Linked DNA regions of Homo sapiens: region 2 is linked to region 1. Evidence: chromatin loops called from intact Hi-C (ENCODE). Cell type or tissue: spleen. All regions are shown on one strand. Each heading gives the region's core, and the rest is flanking DNA. Links, peaks and the distances in the headings are about the cores only.

Region 1 (5,898 bases), core at 3,399-5,898:
CAGGCGCCTGTAACTGCAACTACTCGGGAGGCTGAGGAAGGAGCTTGAACCCGGGAAGAGGAAGCTGCAGTGAGCCCAGATCGCGCCACTGCACTCCAGCCTGGGCAACATAGTGAGACTCCGTCTTAAAAAAAAAAAGGGAGAGAGAGAGAGAATGAGAGAAGAGCACCTAAGAGAGAAAGGTGCTCCCTGTGTTGACAGAGCTGAAACATCAGCCAGAACATAGTAAGAGGGGGCATAGCCTCAGGGCAGGCCAGAGAGACAGGGCTGGGCATGCAGGGCGCTATAAAAGAGGGGATGGTTTATTCTTAGTGGAATGGAGAGACATGGAGGTGGGGGTGGCTTTAGCCAGAGGAGTATTTACACTGATCTGTTTACACTGATTGGGTTACTTGTGTCTGCTCTGTGCAAGATGGAAAAAAGGAGGGTAGGAACAGAGGCCAGGAAAAGAATTAACAAGCCTTTACAGTAATGTAGGCAAAGGACATTGGGGAACTCCATTGTAATGGAGGCAGAAAAGATGGAGAGAGTAAGGTGAATTTGAGATATATTTTGAAGAGGAATCAATAGAACTTGGGAATCGGTTAGGTGTGAAGTATGACTCTGAGGTTTGGATTTCAGTAACTGGTGGTGCTGTTTACTGGCTGAGAAGACTGGTGGGGATGAGAGCAGGAACCATGGCCAGAATTGTCTGTGCATCTGTTCATTCGTTCCCAGCAAGGAGGAGAGGGACAGAGTTTTATTTTGGACATGTCAAGTTCGAGATGATTGTGACCCACCCAAGTGGAGGAGTAGAGCTGGGCAATTGCATATTCAGGTCCAAGATCCTCGGGAGAGGTTGAGCCAGATCAGGAGATATAAATTTGGGTGTCGCCAGCATATGATTTCAAGCCATGAGAATAGGGAGACAGTGTAAATAGCAAACTCTGAGCATCCCTGCATTTAGTGTCAGGAGAAAGAGGATGATCCAGCAAACAGACTAAGGAGTGGCCAGTGAGGCAGGAGAATCAGGAGAGGGGGACGTGATGCATGCCAAGACAGAAAAGCATTTCAGAGTGGAACGTGAAATGTCAACAGTTCAAATGCAGAGTGGCCAAGTCAGCAGAGGGCAGAGAATCCCCTGTTGGAGCCAGCAACACAGGAGCCTTTGTGTCGTTAGCAAAAGCAGTTCAGTGAAGTGGTGGGAGCTAAGGCCAGATCACCCACTATTAGGGAGTGAGTAGGGATTGCAGAAGAGGAAAGAGTGAGTATGGGTGAGTCTTCCGGCCCAAACGGAAGGGAGGAGAAAGATGGGGAGGAAGCTGAAAAAGATGAGTGAGGCAAAGGAGAGGTTTGGTTTGCTTTGGATGTTATTGTGCATGTCCGTATACAGATGAAAAAATCCAGTGGAGAGAGAAATTGATGGTGGGAAAGAATGGAGGGAATGAGTGCAGGAAGGAATACTTTGAGAAGAGGAATGAGTAGGGAATCCAAGCCATGCAGCCTCATTCAGCAAAGTCAGGATTCTAACTCAAGCCTGTCTGATTCACACACCATGCTCATTCCTAGGTGCCTCTTTCACTCACCCATGAGTGTCCAACTCCCAGGGTCCAGTGCAATAAATCCTTTACCACTATCTCCTCTAAAGACACAAGTTTTATAGTCTTCCCATTTCCATCTGGGTTCCGCATCTACCCAAGGAACTGGAGGAGAAAACAAGCAAACTGAAGAAAATTAAATCTGACCTATTTTATGCATTCTATATAAATGCATGAAATAGATTATGTTTGACAGTGGTAAACAGAGAACCAAAAAAAAATCCAATTTATCACTTTAATTATATATGCATTTCTTCCTCAATCTCCAGCCAAGAATGAGCCTCCAGCCATTTTCAGTTCTTTCTGTGGAGCCATTCCCTAATTTCTAAAGCTGTTTTTGGTAACCACAGATTTCCACTCAAGGATGTTTTATCTGAAGCACACTGAAAACTTAACATGCTGCCTATGATGGCACATACGAGGAGGAGGAATGCAGTGGGTATGTATGAAATTAAAAGTAAGGAAATAGAGGGGAGTGTGGAGTTCTGATTCAAAGGAATAGCGTGGATTAAATTGATGTCCCTGTAAAGAAATTGACATTCTCCTATTGCCACAAAGGAAAGTAATAGGTGCTGAGTTATTTGGATACTGAGCTAATTCAGAGTCAACCAACCACCTTTAGTAAAGTAACCTTACCCTAAAATCTACTTATTCATGAATAAGAGAGGGTAAGAGGACCTGAAGGAGGGCAGGTGAGAAGGCAGTTAGCAGCCAACACACTGACTGTTGCTGTACATGAGCAGGATCAGGGAGAAGGGGGCTTCTGCCTTATTGCAGTCTCCATCCCACACATATGTGTCGAACATCTGCTTCCAGGCACTGAGGGTACAGCAAAGAGCAAGACAGAAAAGGCCCTTGCGTTCAGAAAGCTTGCAGTCTCTTGGTGAAATGCACACAAGAGGCAATTACAGTGCCAGGGGTAAGTGCTAAATCCTCAGACAGGGGAGGTATGTGCACCTAACTCAGCCTGGGTGGGGGACAGTGGTCAGGAAAATGTTTCTGCAGGAAGGGTTATATAAACTTTTAAATCTAAGACATGACCAAGATTTAGCCAGACTGGCAGTGAGGGCAGGCAGTCGGGAGATAATAAACAAGAAAAACATAAAGCACATATGTGTGCCCACAAATACACAATTTCGATTATCTTAAAGGGTCATGTGAATGGCAACATTGTTGCTGCTTTATATTGCACTTTGGGGAAAATCAGAGTCATGACAAGCCGTTTCTGACTCGCAATCAGGGTTAGTGGTGCTGTTGGATAATGTAGGAAACAGAAAAGGACCAAGTTGGGAGGTAGAGGCTGGGTTCAGCCTTGACAGGTTGAGTAAAAGGAGCTTCTGAGACCTCCACATGGAGCTCTCAGGTAAGCAGTCGGATACTTAGATCTGAAACTCAGGCTTATGGCTTGGACTAGAAAGATACATTTGGGAGTCATTGGATTAGAGGTAGCAATTTAAACCATGGCACAGATGAGCACCCTCCCAGGGAGAGAAACACTCTCACTAAAAGGGAAAGTGAAAAGAGAAAAGAGCATGGGGCCAGGGGATGAAGAACTTCTTCATAGCCACTAGAGGAGGGAGGCTGAGCCTGTAGAGGAACCCGGGAAGGTGTTACTGGGAGAGATAGTAGGAAAACCAGGAGAGAGCTGCTTCACAGTGGTTTAAAATGGAGGGAGTAACCCACAGTAATGACATTAGCATGCACCCAAAAAAAATGAGGACAAAACCTGTCCATTGGATAGACCAGAGATGTGAAGGAATCACATGTGAAGCCAAATTGGAATAGGTTGAAGACGAGTGAGGAGTAAGCTAACACACACCAGTGCTTGCCAAACCCTTTTGCTTTGTGGAACATATAGAAAATTATAGCTCAGTGGACATTGGCCAGCTGCACAAGGCTGCCCCCAGCTGGAAGTGTGGCCCCACACAGATGATCTGAGGGCCAAGGAAATCAATATTTTATAACACCTATAGCCATTTGAGATACACCAATGTGTCTCGGAATACCAACTTGTAAGGTCTACCATAGACCACTTTCTCAACTAGAGTGGCTGTGAATTGGGGCTCCCAGGGGGTGTGGAATCAAGGTGAGCTTGCTGGCTTGGTTTGGTTTGGTTAGAAGAGTTTTTAAGATCTTAGCATCTTTCAGAAGCATCTATGGAAAAAATTCGGTTGAGCTGGGAGGACTGAATTCATGAGAGAGAAAAGGGTAGTATAGCATTGGTGGTATAAGGCTCCTCAGAAGTCAGAAAAGAATCCAATTTCAGGTGGAGGGTCAAATGTACAAGATACCATGTGTGCAAAAGTGTAATTCTCTCCACAATACTAGAAATTGGATGTCATTATTACTGTGTTACAAATTTAAAACCTGAAGCTTAGTGAGATTAAGTCACTGCCCCAGGTTCCTTGCCTAGTAAGCTGCATAGCCAGGACTATAACCTATATTTTTCTGACTCCAAAACGCCTAACAATTATACTTAGGTGCTAGGCCTGGAGACGCAAAGATGATGCCTTTGAAGAGGTCATATGCTAAAAGTGTAGAGAGACACTAAAATAAACATAACACAGTGTGATAAATAGAATAATGGAGACACGGGGGAAAATGCTTTAGGAACCACGAAGACTATACCCCAGTATAGGCCCGTCAATTCCTGAACTCATGGAGGCAGGGGTGGACTGGACATACAGCAAGGGCTAAAAAGAAATACAAATACCTGGATGGATGGATGGGTGGGTACACAGAGAATAAGAGTTCAGTATGAATAAAGATTCCCTCCTTAGGGCAAGTGTGGTTCATGTGGCCACAAGAGGTCGCTCAGATCTGACACAAATGAAGCTTTTTTCCATTGGTGCTGCCATGCTCTCTCCAGAAGCTTTCTGGAAGGAAGGGGTTAGAATGGAGAGAGGGAATGAGGGTGGTGACCAGATGCTCCATAGCGTTTTCTGCCCTCTGTAGGCCAGACCCAGAGCTTCATGCCCAGGCTGGCTCCATTTTCACCCTACTCCTGGTCATTTCCACTCCTGTCCTAAGTTCTAGGCTTTTGATATGTTTCTCCAATGTGTTCTGTCTTTCAGATGTAACTCAGAAATGGTCTTAGGTTTCTCGTTAGGCCTGTAGTTCCAGCTGTGGATGAGACTCCAACCCCAACAGGCTTTCTGGCTGAGTGCCTTTGTACAAATTACTTCATCTTTCTGGGACTCACCAAAAACACTAAGGTTGGGAGGAAGGGTCTGGTCTTTAAGTCTTCCTGACCCACACTGCTTACAATAGCTCACCTTCACCGAACACTTCCTACTTGCTAGGCATTGGTCTAAGCCTGCAATATCCAAGAAGGCAGACACTTGTCACATGTAGCTGCTTAAATTTTTTAAATTTCAACTAAAGTAAAAACAATTAAAACTTCAGTTTCTCTGTGTCATGAGTCAATTTCAAGTGCTTAATAGCTCTCTGTGGCCACTGAACTGGATAGCCCAGAAAACATTTCATCATCACTGAAAGTTCTATTAGATCTTGCTGTCTGAGAGCATCTTATGTTTTTAATCTTGTTTAACCTTCATAGCAACCCTATGATGCAGGTGTAATTATGTATCCACTTTAGAGATAAGGACCCTGAGACACAGACTGGTTAAAAAACTTACCCAAGGTCTCTCACCAGATTCATATCCAGAGTGAGGATTCAAGCTCAGATATTTGGCTCTAGGGCCTACCATGCAGAGCTGTCCCCTACCCCAAGCTCTCTTGCTCTCCCGTCTCGCCTCCGGAACTGGAATGACTTATCCTGTTCCCCAAAGGCCATTGTCCCTGACTACTGCCGCCCTGACAACTGACTCTTTGAGTGATGAGAGCACCTGGGCCTGGAGCCTCTTCTGGATGAGGATCCACACTCTATTTTCATCCCACCTCCTTTTAGCCCCTGAATTCCCTTAGAGTATTAGTGTTAGTATCATGGGTTTTAATATCTCCACTAACCCATCCCATTCTCAGTTCAAGGTCAGCCTGAGTCCTGGAAGATTCCAAACCTGGGCAGCAGCCCTGTTGCTGTTCCCTGAGGGTCACCTTCATCCCCAAGGGAACAACATGCAGCCAGCTCAGCTCAGGCTCAGCTCACCAACACCTTTGAAGGTGCAACAGCATCTCACTCTGCAGGGGAAGTGCGAAAAGTCAGATGCAGTTCACACTCTCATGCCGCTAGAACCCGGTAGAAGTTGCCAGGGCAGAGGCTTCATCCGTTCTGTGTGCAAACCACAAATGTTTGCAAGCTAGACCACTTGCGGTTATCCCCTCTGTCTCCTGCCCCAGCTGCTGCCCTGCAGGGACTCCA
Region 2 (8,186 bases), core at 2,857-5,356, 210 kb after region 1:
AAGGAGGAGCAGCCTGTGCAGAGGCGAAAGGCTCCACCCTGGGCAAATCGCCTCAACCAGAACCCAGCAGGGGCACCTTCCTAGAACAAGACCTGGACCAGCTCTCTCATCTCCTTGGGGCTGGAGGCGCAAGAGCAGGAGGAGTTGGGAAGCTCCTCCCATCCTTGCACCCCACCACCCACTCACCACCATGCACCTGGGAGCCACAAGCCTGTAATCTGCACTGACTGCCAGTGATCTTAGGTTCTTATCATTTCCTACTCATAATTGCCTTCTAACAGGCCTCCTTGCTTCCAGCTCTCATCTCCCCACCTCTCCCAGACTCAATCTTTGTATAATTCAAGTCTGGTCTTGTCTCTCCCCTGAGGAAATCTTGCAGTTCCTCTCCAATCCTTCCTTTAGTAGGGGGATGCCTGGCTCTTGGTCATAACCAGAAGCCCTGCCTCTCTCCATTCTTCTTTCTTTCCATTCCCCATCCTGTCCCCTAAGCTCTTGCCTTTTCAAGGGCCGGCAGTCCTGAGTGCCTCTGGGTTTTGATGGCACCAGAGCTTTACATGTTCCTCCCTGACTTCCCACTTGGCCGATTCCTGTGTTCCCTTGGAATCCCACCTTCCCTGTCTTGAGGCCCACCCTGCCCCTGCACACACCTCTCCCAGCAGCTGTCCCCTTCCTGGGCAGGCCTTAGCCCAGCATTTGTCACTGCGTGCCAGTAGTCTTTTTTCTTTTTTTTTTTCTCTCCCAACAGACTTTGAGCTCCTTGAAGGCAGAGACCATATATTACTCATCTTTGTGTCCCCTGACCTGACTCCATAAGGACTAAAAGATGAAGCCATAAATCAGCATAGGAATGATAGAGTAACATCTCCCCTGCTGCCCCCCCAGAGTCAGCCAGTAAAGGGACCCACCCACCAGCCAGAGAGCAAGATCAGCATGGTGTCCTCAGGGCACAAGGCACCCCAGGAGTTAAATAACCAAAGCCATCACCTAATCCTAAGAGACTAACATGATGGATGCAGCCTGTTCGCCAAGAGGCAGGTAGGAGTGGTGTTGGCCCCAGAAAAGCCAGACCGTATCTGTACACATGCATCCCCATTATTCCCTCCGTTGAGAGGCACACCTGCCACCTCCATCCCCCCTCCACAGCCAAGGTCTCTCCAGGCTCACTGTTGGCCCCAGCTGTCAGGAGTGACTGTTAGACTTCTGCCCCTGCTCCACTGCTGCCCCTCTCTCTGGGGCTGGATGGGTGCATGGCACCAAAGCTCTTGAGGGCAGAGCCTCCCCAACCCCATCTTCCCATCCCACCCCATGAGTCTCACAGGTGTTTCACTGGATGGCAGGGGATGCTGGTCGACTGCCCAGTGCCACCAGATGGCCGTGTTCTAGCCTGCTTCACTTGCCCTCTCTCTTCCCAGAAGGAAGCCCTCAAAGACGCCAGGCCAAGGGTCCAGGCGCCATCCCTAAGCAACCAGGCAATCATATCTGGGAGTGCCAGAACACACTGTCACTGGAGAGAGAAAAGCCACAGACTGGAAACCTAGCTTTCTTCTCTTGCCTGTCAGAAAGTGTCCTCTGAGTTACCAGCAAGCCTGCTCTTTTCCCAGAGGGTGATCTCTTTTCTCCCCTCATGTTCAGGCAGAGATACCTGCTTGGAAGTCTCAGAGTTCCTCCAATGGTAACTTTCCAAGGAGGGAAAAGTCGACCCGCACTACTACTTAGCCTGAAACATAGCTCTCCCTAGGCCTAGATGGGGAGGAATCATGCAGCCTGCCCACCCTGTGTTTTCCAATCCAGACCTATGACATTTTATAGGCAGCAAGACATTTTACAGACTGCAAGCGAGGCGAATAAAACGGCCTGTTTTTGAAGATTTGGGAAGCAGGTAAAAGTCTAGGAGCTTGGCAGCTATGAGGTCAGAAAGGTCTTTGTACAAACAGTTTTGTAACTTAAAATAATTCCTACACTCCCAGGTCACCTCCCATATAGTCAGTCAGAGCCCAGGTGAGCTAAACCTTCACCCTACTCTCTGGGTTATCGTGTGTCCCAGGCCCGAGGCCGAGTTTGCCTTCAGCAACTCCCTCTTCCTCCAACTTTCTCCCTCATCCCCCTCTCCCCTTACAGTAAACTTAGGACTCCACATTTTTTGGAAGTGTAGCTCAGGTCACATTATAATTTTCATGGGCCTTAGCTACTCTGGCCTTAGAGAGCCTCACCTCCATAATTTTTTTTTTTTTTTTTTTTTTTTTTTGTGACAGGATCTCGCTCTGTCACCCAGGCTGGAGTGCATTGGTGCCATCATAGCTCACTGCAGCCTTGAACTCCTGTGCTCAAGCAATTCTCCTGCCTCAGCCTCCCATGTATCTGGGATTACAGGTGCCTGCCATCACACCTGGCTAATTTTTTTTTTTAATTTTTAATTTTTATTTTTGTAGAGATGGAGTCTGGCTGTTTCCCAGGCAAAATGTAATGTAAGCTGGATTCCTTATTATATTCATTATTCTTATATTTATTTTTTCTTTGTATTTCAAAAGAACTTAAAATTAAAACATTTTCATGGGTACCAGTAAGTATCATGGCCCCAGATGGTGTGCCTCCTGAATGGGTAGTTGGCCCAGATGTAACTCACAGCACCCCACCTGCTCAGAAGATGCACAAACCTGCCTGCGCCCTCTGTCGGCAGCAGCAGTAGAGGCCTTCAACCTCTACTTCAAAGTGTAGACCCACAACACTTTGAATTATTCTTTCAGCTAACAATTTATCAGAGCAACCGACATCATAAGGTCAAGTATTCATGAATTCCCACTCCATTAAAGCCTTCACTTAGCAGCCTATACATGTATTCGGTGAATATGAATGTTCCCAATGAAAATATTTGCCTAATAAATGAATCGACTAAATCAAAACATTAAAACTGTGTGGTTGAAAAGTTATGAAAACATCCATATTTAATTATTAAATTATATTTTAACTACATCAATCAAATCATTACTTAAACACATCATTTGCTGAAATTTTGCACACTTATTCTAGAATACTTTTATAAACAGAAAAAAATAAAGATAAAAGTTTCAAATAAACTGGATTATTTAGCCTGCTAAATTACAAAGTGAAGGGTTATTTTGTATTTCATCAGTTTGATAAATTTGAATAGGGACATATCACATTTCCCCAAGTGGGGAGGGACACACCTGTAAAAGATTTAGAACAGGCATGTCTTGTTTTACATAAATACTTGTATTATGAAATTGTAAAACATAATCAGAGAACCAAATAACTTGGCCTCTTAAGTCCCATTTTTAAAATGGAAACTTGGACTAGTTAGTACTTTCCAAGCATTTTTAGTTATAAAAATGCCTTCGTAAAGTGAAATGGTCATAGTTAATAATGACAGTTAATCTTTGTGTTTTCACATATCGTCTCATTTCATCCTTACAACACCATATGATCAGTGTCATTATGTTACAGCTGAGGGAAGTGGGGCTAGACGAGGTTAAATAACATACTCAAGATCAGACAGCTAATGAATGAACCAGAACTCAGACCCAGTTGTGTTGAACTTCAAATCTCATGCCCTTCAATCCCTCAGACTCCTCTCTATGAAGTGGAAGGGGAGGTTTTGCCAATTGAATAGAAGTTAGGGGCTCCTCACAGCCCCACTAACTCCACTTCTCATCCAGGGAACTCAACTTGAAAAACATCCCTTTTTTCCTATCAAAAAAGATTTCAAGTAAGAGTTTTGCCTTTATAGCAGGTCGAATAACTCTTGATTTGATAAAACTTTTATCAAGCTTAAGATACAATTTTTAAAATTCTCATAGTTCTTTTGTGTCTCCCAAACAGATCCAGTGATTCCCAGAAGTCTGCAGACCCCACCCCAATTAAGAAATTCAAGCAAATTTCAGACAGGTGGCCACATGCACAATAATATGGCATATAGTGACATCTATTGGTCAATTGTGATATTGCATCCAACTTCCTTTCACAGGAAATTTAACAGGAGCTGGTTGATGTGGAATTATACTAGTCTCAGGTATAAATCAAAATAAGAAAAATTCCTTTCATACAGAGAAAGCAGAAGGGAGATCTTGGAATCTCCATGTTCAGTTAAAGGTCTGAGTCCTAGTCCTGATTTTACCATAAATAACTTGGTATAGACTTGGTTAAGTCACTTGGTCTCAGGAGCCTCATCTTCAATCAAACAGGGTCACGCCCTCTCAGAGGCCCTCAAAACACTAAAGGACACCCTCAGGGCCCTCTAGGAAAGGCAGAGTCAAGTGAGTGTGGCTACTGTCTTCACTCCCACATCTAGGCACATCTATTATTATCTTTTCATAAGCGAATTTTCTTCTTAAAAGTTTCAAAAATATTCTGTTTCTACTATTCGGACCTGGTCAGCCCATGTCAACATTTACTGTACCCCGCACATTTTAGGGTCCTGTACTAAATCTATTCTTGTTTAGTTTTGTTTTGTTTTACAGACAGGGTCTCACTCTGTCGCCCAGGCTGGAGTGCAATGGCACGATCACAGCTCATTGCAGCCTCAAACTCCTGGGCTCAAGCAATCTTCCCACTTTGACCTCCCAAGTAGCTAGGATTACAGGCATGAGCCACCAGGTCAGTCCGATGTACTGAATCTTTGTAATCTACAAAAATAGGAATCTAGCTCCCTTCCCTTTAAGAACTTACAATTTAGTTGTGGAATAAAACAAACACATCATCTACTCATTCTTTAACTAAGCATTTTTGTCAAATCAATTGGAAGATTTTCTTCCATGAGATCATATCTCTGATTTTATAAAACAAGTCAATGAGAGAGAGAAAATTCTTTTTATAGTCAATCTTGCTGGAAGGCATCTTTACCATAAAATAAATGTTTCAGGAGTCTCTTGGGAAGAATTCATGATGCAGTTGAGATCCACTGTCATCACTATGTAACAGTGTTCCTTCTCATGGGAATTGGATGAGATTAAGAGACTTTGTGAATATTCTCTGTTGTGCTTAAGCAAAGTTTATAAGGCTCTTGGTGTCCCAACCAAGAATACAGGCTTTGTATAGGCAAGAAGGGGAGGCATAAGATATCTGTAAATTTCCCACTAAAAGCTCATCTTCACTTAGAAACCAAATTGTTTGATTATTAAGCATTTCTATTCAAGAATAGAGAGAAATTTACTCCTCAATGATCCAAATAAGGTAATAATGTCATAAATAATGATTGATTAAGCACTTACTCTAGCCCTGAAACTCTCCTAACAGTTTTACCTCATTTAATTTTCACATCTCTAAAAAGTACATTCTATTTTTATCATCATTTTAGAGAAGAGGAAACTGAGGCACAGAGTTATAAAATAACTGAGGAAGTTATGATTAGCTAACTCCACTGATCCAGATTGCCTGCCCTTGCGAAAGTTGTAAAAGGAGGTCATAACAGTACCCCTCCCCCACAGGCTACCGGTTACCCCCAAGGACTTTGCTGTAGGCACAGCCTGCACCCAGCTCTGGGCTCAGGGACTTTCTGGACAATTGCACAAGGTCAGGAGTGGCATGGGCAATGCCTGAATAATTGCCCAGCCTTTTATGTTAGAAAAAAAAGAAAAGAAAAAGAAAGTGAAGTTCTTTAGGCCTGTCTCTGTCTCATAGCACTCTGCATAATCTGTCTTATTGTGGTCAAAATGCAATATGTACACTACTTTAGAAGCTTATCAAATCAGAGATGTTCTCTTGCTCAGGTTGGGCCCGACTGAATGATATCGGGGCAAAGTGATGAGAGTTTCAAGACTCCAACAGACATAAAAGAATAAAAGAGTTATTTCATTGTCCCATTTTTCCTCTACCCTAGAAAGTCCAAGAAACACTTGATTGTAATGTGTACAGTTTCCAGATTTTGACCGAAGATAAAGTTATTTTCAAATATCTGAGAAATCTAAGACCACGTTCCCTACCCTACCTTCCCCCTGTCCTCAAGTTAAAGACCCATGGACCACAGCCAAGCCCCTGGGCAAAGCTGGATAACTCTCAAAGGGGAAGTATTCTGACCTTTCAATTATATTCCCGAGAATGAGGATGATAAGCTTGAGTCCCCCAATCATAACTCACTGCCATCTTAGACCTGCTGAATGGACAGGTCTGCTCTGACAGATAGATTATGAGGCACGCAAAGAACAAAGAACCTTTCTCTGAGGAATTTCATAATCACTGTGTCTTTTCTTCTCCTTCCTTTAACATGTGTAATTTATCTTCTCTTGGAAAGGTGCATATAAATTTTAATGCAATTTGCTTAAGAACAATTAACAAAGTCACAATTTGAGAATCCTATTTGTTTCCCAGGAGAAAGGGAAACATCTGAACTGCATGCTGAGTACTAAGGAGACTTCAGGCCCTTAAAGAGGAATTTAACTAGAAGGTATCCCTGATTTGTCAGGCCCTTAAGACAATAAAACATATCTGTGTGATCATAAGACAGCCCCATCCTTCAACACTGACTAAAAAGCCTTAGGTGACATTGAACAAGCAGGCACATATCTCAGGACTTCAAGATTAGAGAGATGGAGCCCTCCATCTCTAGTCAAATAAAACACTAGTCACAGAATTTCTGTAAAGGAAGAGTATTAAGGACATTGTCCAATCTCCAGTTCTACGTACTTTCCCCTTCCACAATGTGTTTGGCAAATGGTCAGACTCCCTTTCTATTGTCCAGAGGCTAGGAGGAAAAGATTATCTTATTCCACATTAGAAACAAATGCTTATCCCCCAGGTGGCTATAAATCCCAGGTGGCATTCAGGTAGTTTCCCTTGTAACCTGCTGATGCAGCTGAAATTTTCTCAAGTATGGATTGGAAAAAAGAAGCTGCCTATCCATCTCTACCCTCCTTGCTAGGCTCTGGGAGGCATGCTGAATGCACAAAAGGCCCACTTTTCAACTTGAGAGTCAATACAAGTGGAATAGCCAGTGTTTCCAATTCAGCATGACAATCTGAGTCAATGCATTTAACACTCTCCCTTCGTAACTTGCAGCTGAAATGACCTATGCAAAAGAAGAGGACAAACACTCCACTCCTTGGTGTGACGGGACCAGAGATGAGTGACGATCATAAGACTGTCATTTTGTTGAGGGCAGTGTCAAATTCAAACTCCACCACCACCTTGAGAAGGAAACAGGTGCTGGAGCTCTCAAGGAGGGCCGGGTGGTCCCAGGGATGCTCAAGACTTGTTCACAGCACAGAAGGCATGGAGAATGGAGCAGAGGTTCTGATGAGGTTTGCTCTTGGGGAGGGCCGCCATGCTGGCTGGAGGGGTACTGCTGCCTGCCCCGGTGGGCTTCAGCTGCTGTGACAATCCCAGGAGGAGCCCTTCAGCCAGAGATGAGGCTGCCTACCTATGGCCACCTCTCTTCTTACTTCTCATACACCAAGACACTTCTAAGGTGGTTAAGGTCAACAAAATATAAACTTATTTCCTGTGCCAAGACTGAAAGGCTTTCACAGGGATGCATAATCTCTGAGAGAACACTTACCCATTCCCATGCTGGACAGGCATAAGCCTCCCATTGTAAGGATGAGAAAATGGAGGAAAATGACCACATATAGAAATAATGGGGCCAATATGAGGAGTGCCAGACAAACTTAATAAAATAATATTTATCTGGATTTATTCTAGCAAATTAGATTAAGAAGGATATTATTAGGGTTTATTAAGTAGTGTTAGACATTGGTAGGATTCATAATAAAAATACATACATGGCTTAAACTATGTGAAGCATATAAACCCTTAGAAAAATCTCTTATTATAATGTATTAAATTTAGAGAAGTCACAGGATAATATCAATAGATATTGAAGAGTCATTTGGTCTGATGAAATTCCACATATATTACTGATATTAATACAAAATCAAAACATCAGAGAACTATAAAAAGTATACTTCCTTGACACAATAAAAAAATGCTTACTTCATACCTAAAAGTCAAGCACAAGGGGCATTCCCATTAAAATTAGGTACCGTATAAAGATGCCTGCTATTATGAGCCTTGTGTTAGTCAAGGTTCTTCAGAGAAACAGAGCCAGTAGGATATGAGAGGGGATTTATGAGGGAATTGGCTGCTCACATGACCACAGAGGCAAAGTCCCACGACCAGCCACCTGTAAGCTAAAGAGAACCAGGGAACTCAGAACCAGGGAAGCTGACCGTGCAGCC

The links. Peaks named below come from ENCODE experiments on the same cell type or tissue, not always from the same donor. Only the 100,000 strongest peaks of a DNase experiment are listed, where the experiment ranks them.
Region 2: it touches region 1 in a loop (5-fold over the local background); 83 of 110 quality-filtered maps call a loop at or near these places.

The regions. Positions count from the first base shown.
Region 1 is chr1:159,794,615-159,800,512 of GRCh38, forward strand. It overlaps LOC105371464 (a long non-coding RNA gene), which reads right to left. Exons shown (of 3, transcript XR_922195.2): 3 at 5,867-5,898. It also overlaps a transcript of FCRL6 not described here. Among named protein-coding and RNA genes, the nearest start is that of FCRL6, 4.8 kb to the right of the region's middle. RefSeq lists an enhancer at 4,285-4,579. In spleen, for the core only: CTCF peaks have their summits at 4,383 (motif pointing right) and 4,585; a DNase peak (open chromatin) is centred at 5,735; H3K4me3 peaks cover 177 bases; H3K27ac peaks cover 909 bases.
Region 2 is chr1:160,003,848-160,012,033 of GRCh38, forward strand. All of the region lies in intron 3 of LOC124904436 (a long non-coding RNA gene), which reads right to left. Among named protein-coding and RNA genes, the nearest start is that of PIGM, 24 kb to the right of the region's middle. In spleen, for the core only: CTCF peaks have their summits at 3,961 (motif pointing left) and 4,161; no DNase peak of the experiment used is centred there.